2 separate regions of the Mus musculus genome follow, and region 2 is linked to region 1. A link is a loop called in an ENCODE intact Hi-C map of the cell type or tissue named here. Cell type or tissue: heart. All regions are shown on one strand. Each heading gives the region's core, and the rest is flanking DNA. Links, peaks and the distances in the headings are about the cores only. Region 1 holds the start of Mlycd (malonyl-CoA decarboxylase). Region 2 holds the start of Hsbp1 (heat shock factor binding protein 1).

Region 1 (4,386 bases), core at 84-4,083:
GTCTCCAGGATCCTGCCTTGGCTTCCTCCATGATGGTCTGTAATATGGAAGCCAAGTCAACACTTTTCTCCCTAAGTTGCTTTGGTCAGAATGTTCTGTCACAGCAAAGGAAAGCAAACTGAGATACTTCCTAAAAAAAGCACAGCATTTAAGAAGGTCCTGGGAGTTAGGTAGCAGTGGTACACGCCTTTAATGCAGCACTCAGGAGGCAGAGGCAGGAAGATCTCTCCGCTTGAGGCCTGCCTGGCTTACAGAGTAAGTTCCAGGATAGCCAGGACTACATAGAGAAACCCTGTCTCAAACAAACAAGGTCCTAAGGGACTACACAGTCAGCTTTAAAGCCTTGTGAGCAAAACTGGTATTTCTGTCCTCACCTGAGTGGCCTTGTCAACACAGGTACCTGCACACTAAACTCACAGGACACCTACAGTGACACCTGCTGGGTGTGCTGTGCTGATAATGGGGAGCCTGTGCCTGTATAAGGCAGAGGAGACTTGTGGGTAGGGCGTAGTCTGTACCTTATACTTCAGTTTGCTGTGATCCTAAAACTGCTGTAAACATGGTCTGTCTTGTAAAAGAGACTGTGCAGGGCTGAAGAAATAACTCAGTCAATTAGGAGCTTTCCTGAATTTGATCCCTGGTACTAGTGATTTAAAAGTGGTGGGGGTGGGGTGGGAGGTTGCCAGAGATACTGTTCAAAGTAAGAGCACTGACTGGTCTTGCAGAGGAACTGGGTTTGGGTCCCAGCATCCACAGGGCAGCTTTCAACCGGCTGTAATTCCAGTTCCAGAGGATATGATACACTTTTCTGGCCTAGGTAGGCACTGCATGCATCTGTATACAGGCAAGCAGAACACTGGTATATATAATCTTTAAAAGAAAGGCCACTATATTTAGTGACACACTTTGTTTGCTGGCATTGGGAAGATGGGACAGGAATATTTCTGGGGCTTACTGAGCAGTTTACCTAATCTAACTGGTGAGTCTCAAGTCTCAGTGAGAGACCCTGACTCATATTAATCCCTTAACTACACCAAGGGTTAAGCAATCAAAATGAGAAGTCTGTAAACCTGCACATAGCAGTGCAAAGGAGCCTGGATCAGGGGATGTATATCTGAAGTCTTGGACAGCTCATCACCTCAGCGTGTCATGTCCTTCACTCTAAAGGAGATAGGTGTCAACCGAAAGGACAGAATGGAAGTAAAAATGGCCATGCCTGTTTCAAGCAGGTCAGGAAAAAAGCAGATGAGGCTTTGAACACTGGGGACTTCTGAAATGGTGATATCATTGTGTATGAACTCAGGGTCAATGCTCCTCTTTATTGAATATTAATGGCTGGCAGCTATGCTAGACAATCCTTTGGGTCTCAGCTATATACACCTCCGTTATCTGTACGCTACATGATATCGCTGGGTAAGCTGCTGACTAGCACAGGTACTAAAAAGTCAACTTAGGATCACTGCGTCTGGGGCTGGGGGTTTGGAATCAAATCTCTTGTCCAAAGTCAGATTGCAGAAAGAGGACTGGAGGCTTTAGAGACCCAGGCGGTGGTGACCTTGACTTTTGGCCATGTTTGTGCATTTCGTGTAACCTGTTAGGGTGATGGACGTTCGTGGGAGGTGCCCAAACTTTGCCCAAAGCCGTGTTCCATCCTTGTTCAAGAACAGCGCAGTTAAAACTAGAGCTATTTTGGAGTAAGCGCAATGGGTGTCACACCCGACAGTGACCCCCGAGGATAGTGCTACGAACCACGCAGTAAGCACCGTGGTATCTGAGGCCGGCGAGGTGGCTGCAGGGGCATGGGTAAGGGTCTGGGGAGTGGGGAGTGGGAAGTGGGCAGGGCCCCGGGGCGGTGGCGGGGGGCGGCGGCCCCGGGGTCGCGGTGGCCCGGGCGGGGCCTTACCCGGACGTGCGGCCCCTCCACCAGCTTGAGGGCCTGCGCCTCCAGCAGATCGGCCCGCAGCTGCACCAAGAAGCGCACGCCGCCGTCCAGCTTGCTGATGTGATGGAAGAGGCCGCGATACCGCGGCACGAGCGCGTAGCGCAACCGGTCCTCCGCCTGCAGCAGCACGGCCGCCTCGCGCGCCTGCTGGCGCAGCTGCAGCACCCCGGCGCTCTGCTCGGCCACCTGGCCGTGGTCCACGCCGAAGCCCTGAGCCAGGCGGCCGAGCAGCTCGGCGCGCTGGGACGCCTCGGCCAGGCCGCCGTAGAAGCTCACGAAGTCGGCGCACTGGCCCTCGGCGGGCGCCGGCGTCTTCTCGCGCAGCTCGTAGGCCGGCGTCGGGGGCACGGCTCGCCGCAGCAGCTCGTCCATGGCGCTGGCCGCGAGCCCGCCGCACAGCCGACGTCCCCGGGGCCCCGGAGGCCGCGGCGGGGACCGCAGTGGGAGCAGGCGCCGAGCCCTCAAGCCTGGCCCGAGGCCTCGCATGACAGCTCCGCGACAGCTGCTAGCGGGAGACGCCACTGGAGAGCGGGCCTCTGCCTCGCTTCCGGCTCCGGCTTCCGGTTTCTCGCCGGCCCCATTGGCCGAGGCCGGACGGCGGACGGAGACATTGGCCAATCGGGGGGTAGAACGGCGGGGGAGGGGCGAGGTGGCTTTCTCAGGCCGGAGGCCAAGTGCAGCCAAAGGTCCCCGGAACCCGGTAGCCCCGGGGCACCTGACTCGCCCTCTTGGCTTGCATCCTTACACCTGTTCTGAGAGTCACCGCCTCAGTCCCTTTCCCCACTACGCACGCGCTTCTCTTGATCTGAGAGCTTGACATCTCAGCTCTTCCCGGGACCGTGCTATGCACGCAGCCTCCTGTGCTAGGGTTCGGATCTAGCGTAGGTGAGGAGCTGAGAAATTTAAGGTTGCATGCTGGACTAGGTCTCCTAGGAATGGGGATGGCTCATTTGATAAAGTGATTGAGAACTTGAGTTCATATCCAGAACCCATGGGAAAACGCTTGTAGTCCTAGCTCAGGGAGGTGGACAAGAGCCAGCCAGTCCAGATAACAAGGTAAGTCTAGGTCAGCCAGAGACCCTATCTCCAAACCAACCAAACAAAAAGTATGCGGGTAGCGCCATCACTCGAGGTGTCTTCTGGCTTCCAGAACCACACATGTACATACGTGCACCCCCACACGTGTGTACAAGGAAATGTATATGCACATGTACACACCAAGCATGTAATTCTCAGAGTAATTCTCTGACTTGACATTTTGACCCTGTCCCGACCCGCGGACAGTAGAACAGGGTCTCTCCCAACAGACCCTCCCTAGGTACTCTCTGGCTCATGTCAAGAATCCCACCCAGACAGAACTGCTGGAGACCCAGCCCATGCCTCCTGCTGCATCCTAGAGCTTCCGTCTGGTCATGCCGGAAATGGGTATAGGAAGAATCTCTTCCCTACCAGCTTCCTTGCTGGGCCTCATTCATTCATTCATTCATTCATTCTTTCAGTGAAATGATTTTCAATTGTTTGGTGAGTTCCAGGCCCACCCTAGGCTTGCATTTGAAATAGCCCTGCTCATTCTCCTTCAGTTTACCATCTGAGGGAGGGAGTCACATTAAAATAACTGCAAAAAGGAATCAGACTGGTAGAGTAGGCTCTGTATGGATTCAGCTTGATATGATGACAGTCATCTTGGATCCAGACTGTTGTGACTGTCCTAGAGAAACCACAGTTCATTTTTTGGTGCATGGTTTCTCTTCAAACTATCGATAGACCAAATCCCAAGAATGACGTCTGGGACCTTACAACCGGATCCAGGCTCCAACCTGTACCTGGCTCTTTGATAAGAACTTAAGATGGACCACGTGCCTTCCAGCTAGGGGGAAAGTCACTTTATCCTAACTCGAGTCTGTGACTCTCTTTCTGACCCATGTGGTAGGATCCAGTTTGGCTTTGCTGTCTACCAAGACTATACATTTGAGTAAGTTCTCCAATAAACTGTACCCTTCCATTCTTCATCTGCCTCTGTCTTTAGTACCACAGCACCTCAGGCCTGCCCGTGGATGCTGGGACCTGCCCTTTTGGAAGAGTTTGCCATAGTGGGTAGGATATCCAGGAACAGCCTATCATGCGAGAGCAGACACTGGTTATGGACCATGAACAATGCAAGCCACCAGGTCTATTCTTCTAGCTCAAACACATGACTTATAACTCTCCTGCCAGCCGGGTGTGATGGCGCACACCTTTAATCCCAGCACTTGGGAGGCAGAGGCAGGTGGATTTCTGAGTTCAGGCCAGCCTGGTCTACAGAGTGGGTTCCAGGACAGCTGGGACTACACAGAGAAACCCTGTCTCGGAAAAACAAAAATACCCCCAAAACTCTCCTGCCCTGCCCTCCACTGCAGTATCCAAATGTCACCGATTTCAGCCTCTATCTGGCCCACTGCTTCTGT
Region 2 (4,386 bases), core at 324-4,323, 50 kb after region 1:
TGGTAAATAAGCAGTCTGCTTATGTGTCTGGCATCCCTGTGTGAGTATGTGCGGGTGAGTGTGAGTCCTTATTCCTGTGTGTGTATGTGCGGGTGAGTGCGAGTCCTTGAGGAGGCCTTTGAAGGTGGAGTTGCAGAGTGGTGAGCAGCGTCACGGGACAGCCGGGAACCGATCTTGGGTCCTCTACAAGAGCTTACGGCTCTAAGAGCTGAGCCACGTCTCTAGCCTCGTATTTAGACATCTTTATTCAGAGTTCTGACTCTACTTCCTGTTTCCATTTCCTTCTTTGTATATACCCATCCGGTGAACATCTTTAATCCTACAATCTTTCAGTTTCCTGCCGTAACGCAGCAGAGCTCCCTGGCAGCTCCAAGGCCCACTGTATACTTCAGCTCCTCTCTGGACAGGACTGGCTGCAATATAGCACATGACTCACGGTGAGGCAGCCCAGCATGTCGGTCACTACCTGACCTTCCCAGCCCCGAAGAGTCTCTTGGATTCCAACCTCTATTATAGTCACTGAAAAGTTGGTTCCAGCCCACGCTCAGAAAATAAGATGGGGGCTAAGAATCAGCCATTATATATGATCTTGATATTCTCATACTAAATCCTTGGTAAACTTCATTAAGAAATTAGGACTCTGCAGATGGTAAAAGTGAGGCCCACCTTTAATCCCAGCACTTGAGGCAGAGGCAGAGGCAGAGGCAGGTGGAGCTCTTTGAGTCTGAGGCCGTTCTGGTCTATACAGCAAGTTCTAGGCCAACAAGGCAGGGTTGCATAAGATTACGTCTCAAGAAAAAAACAAAAAAGTGCCTCTCCCCCAACAAGCACAGGTGCAGGCTACAAGAAGAAATTCACCTCAGTAGGTGGTTTTAGAGTAAAGGCGTCAAGTTTACAGTAAAAATCACACACACGCACATCTCTAGGACTTAAGATATCTATGCTCATGAAGGTGGCTTGAGTTCTCCACTATTTCCAAAAACAAAGCAATGAGCTATTTCAGTGGTAAGGGCAGGGCACCAAAACCACATGCCCCAAACTGCCATCATCCAGTGGTCCTCAGTGAGCAGCTTACCGGATAGACATGTGTCCGAGTCCCACGTATGTCCATGCAGGGCCTAGGGTTCGAGTGAGGCCCAACACAAACTGTTAACGTACTTAAAATGAAACCGTCATGGGACGGACAAGGCTCATCAATTGAGAGCACTTTTGCTCTTGGAGAGGACCTAGGTTTGGTTCCCAGCACCCATGTGGTGGCAAGTGCTGCCTGTAACTCCAGTTCCAGGAGAACCGATGCCTTCTTCTGGCCTCCCATGGCATGAGGAACATATGCAGGTAAAACACTCATATGTAAATAAGTCTTTTAACAAAAGTCAATTTCAGGGCTGGTGAGCTGGCTCAGAGGTTAAGAGCACTGACTGCTCTTCCAGAGGTCCTGAGTTCAAATCCCAGAAACCACACGGTGGCTCACAACCATCTGTAATGGGATCTGATGCCCTCTTCTGGTGTGTCTGAAGAGAGTGACAGCGTACATGAATGAAAGAAAGAAATAAAGAAAGAAAGAAAGAAAGGAAGGAAGGAAGGAAAAATCAATCTCATTTTTTTTTTTTTTTTTTTTTTTTTTTTGGTTTTTCGAGATTGGGTTTCTCTGTGTAGCCCTGGCTGTCCTGGAGCTCACTTTGTAGACCAGGCTGGCCTCGAACTCTGAAATCTGCCTGCCTCTGCCTCCCAAGTGCTGGGATTAGGTGGGAATTTCATAGCTGACATCGTGCTATGAGGAAAAAGATTGGCACATGCCTGGCACTGATACAGTAAGTTTGAAGTAATACAACTCGGAAATGTGAAATCTACCCAAGGAACTAGTTTGGCATGGAACATTTCTTTTCTTTTTAAAGATTTATTTATTTTACGTATATGAGTACGCTGTAGCTGTACAGATGGTTGTGAGCCTTCACGTGGTTGTTGGGAATTGAATTTAGGACCTGTGCTCGCTCAGGTCGGCCTGAAGATTTATTATTATAGATAAGTACACTGTAGCTGTCTACAGACTCACCAGAAGAGGGCGTCAGATCTCACTTCGGGTGGTATTTCAAAAACTTGGGAGTTCACCGGTGGGGAGGAGAGAGGTCTCCTGATAACCGATCAACGACACCCCCCCACCCCGTCGCACTGACGGGCGTTTTACGCTGAGGTAACCCCCCCCCCTCACCTTCAACTCTTCTGGGCAGTAGGAATCTTGTTTTCAGGGTCCAGTTCTTCTACTCCAGCCTGGGTCATGAGGTCAGCGATATTCTTCTCCAGGTCGTCAATCCGACTGCTCATGTCATCTAGTGGCACAGTTAAAGAGCCCGCACGGCAGCATCACCTCACCTCGGCCTCTCCCCCCCAGGCCCCCGCCCACTGGTTTAAACAGCTGCTTCCCCAGTTTCATCTGGCTACAGTGACAGCCTGGCGGTCGGGGTTCGGGGGGACTGGGGTGAGTTTTCTTCCCTACACCTCCAACTCTAGAAGTACTCCCAGACAACGGTTACCATGCAAACCCCTTTACTGGTGTTCTGGAGGGGCACCAACAAGGGCTTGGGGTAGGTCTCGCTGTGTCTCTGGCTCTTGGCACAGTCCTCCACGGGAACACAATATAGCCAAGATCAGGAAAGACACTTCTAAGTGGGGACGGGGAAAAGGCTCGGCCGTTAAGAGCACGCGAGGCTCCTGCAGAGGGCACGAGTGTACTGGGCAGTTCACAACCGCCTGTTACTCCAGCTCCAGGGGATCCAACGCCTCTGGTCTCAGTCACTCCCAGTACCCCCTTATACATATAATTAAAAATAATAAACCCTTTGTAAAAAAAAAGGCAATTTCTAAATGACTAACTGAAATCTGTTTGTAAACCACCCCGCTCACCCCCACAGTTAAGAAACTGCCTCCAAATCAAAAGGATATTCCTTCCGATGATCTGGTCTGACATGATCTGAAACTTGTCTTGCATCTGCTGCAAGAGCGTCTCCACCTAAGAGAAACCAGGACAAGTCAGCCGATCCCAACCTATGCCGAGACCCCCTTCCTGGGACCGGCGTTGGGGAGCCGAGGACGCAGGCATGAAGGGGGGGTGGGGTGGTGGTGGTTCCCGGCTGGAGTGTGAGGCCTTCAGCAAGGGCCTGCCAGCTCGGATCGGTGTCCCTGCGGGTCAGGTCCGGAGGGTCCGGGTCGGGGCCGACCGGAGGGCGAGCCCCGCAGGTGCGCGGGCCGAGGCCGCTGGCCACACCCCACGCCAGGGCCGAGAGCGGCCCCGGGGTGTCCAGGCCCATATGAGGCTGCCGCTTACCACCAAGGTGATGTCCTGCATGGTCTTGGGGTCCGTCTCGGCCATCTCCCCGGTGCCCAGCTTGGCGGCGATGTCTCGGAACCGTCACCTACACTTCGGTTTCTCGGCGCAGACGCCCACAAGCCGACAGTTCTCGCGACTACACGGTCACGGGACCGCGAGGCATTGTGGGTGTTGTAGTTTCTGCCACGCACCGGAAGGTCCTAGGAGGCTTCAGATTGTCCTGCCTGCGGATAAGCTACGCCCCCCAGTTCTTAGCTCCGCCTTCATCTTCCGCCCAGTTCCACCCTGAAGGCTGAACCGAGAGGAAGAGGAGGAGAAAACGCCGGAAATGGACCAAAATTGTGGGGATTAGCGTTGGCTTCTTCCATGGATGTAGTTAGGCACTCAGGCCTTGCAAGGCGAAGCCGGTGACGAGCTTGCTTCAAAGTCTGACACTGTGAGTTCAATCTCTGTGATCCACATGTTGGAAGCAGAAACTCGATTCCCACAAATTGTGTGTGCACTGCTGTGACATGCATGCATACACACATAAACATACACACAAAATAAGAAAGTGTTCTGTTACTACTAAAAAACATTAGGGGGCTGGAGAGATGGCTCAGCGGTTAAGAGCACTCACTGCTCTTCCAGAGGACCCGGGTTCTATTCCCAGCACCCACAGGGTAGCTCACAACTCCAAATCTAGGAGACCCAACAACCTCACACAGACAAAACACAGTGCAGGCAGTGGAGGAGGCTGGGATAGAATATCGTGGTCATTTGAATACAAATGGCCCCATAGGCCCATAGGGACTGGCCCTATTAGGAGGTTTGGCCTTGTTGGAGTAGGTGTGACCTTGTTGGAGGAGGTGTGTCACTAGGAGGCGGACTTTGGGGTTTCAGAAGTTCAAGCCTGGCCAGTGTCCTGCTGTGTGTGGATCCAGATGTAGAACTCTCAGCTCCTCTTCCAGCACCATGTCTGCCTGCACATGCCATGCTTCCTGTCATGATGATAGTGGACTAGTCCTCTGAACTGTAAGCCAGCCCCAGTTAAATATTTTCTTTTATGAGAGTTGTTGTGG

Evidence for each region. A loop is a pair of places that touch in the nucleus more often than their neighbours do. Peaks named below come from ENCODE experiments on the same cell type or tissue, not always from the same donor. Only the 100,000 strongest peaks of a DNase experiment are listed, where the experiment ranks them.
Region 2: a loop joins it to region 1, with 2.3 times the contacts of the local background. A loop is called at or near these places in 4 of 42 quality-filtered maps.

What each region holds. Positions count from the first base shown.
Region 1 is chr8:119,392,988-119,397,373 of GRCm38, reverse strand. Mlycd (malonyl-CoA decarboxylase) reads right to left here and starts at 2,480. Exons shown (of 5, transcript NM_019966.3): 1 at 1,904-2,480. The coding sequence starts at 2,428. In heart, for the core only: no CTCF peak of the experiment used is centred there; DNase peaks (open chromatin) are centred at 1,813, 2,533 and 3,073; H3K4me3 peaks cover 2,127 bases; H3K27ac peaks cover 1,679 bases.
Region 2 is chr8:119,343,557-119,347,942 of GRCm38, reverse strand. It overlaps Hsbp1 (heat shock factor binding protein 1), which reads right to left and starts at 3,405. Exons shown (of 4, transcript NM_024219.1): 1 at 3,323-3,405; 2 at 2,941-3,007; 3 at 2,210-2,330. The coding sequence starts at 3,367. The coding sequence ends at 2,212. In heart, for the core only: a CTCF peak has its summit at 2,057 (motif pointing right); a DNase peak (open chromatin) is centred at 3,492; H3K4me3 peaks cover 2,171 bases; H3K27ac peaks cover 1,705 bases.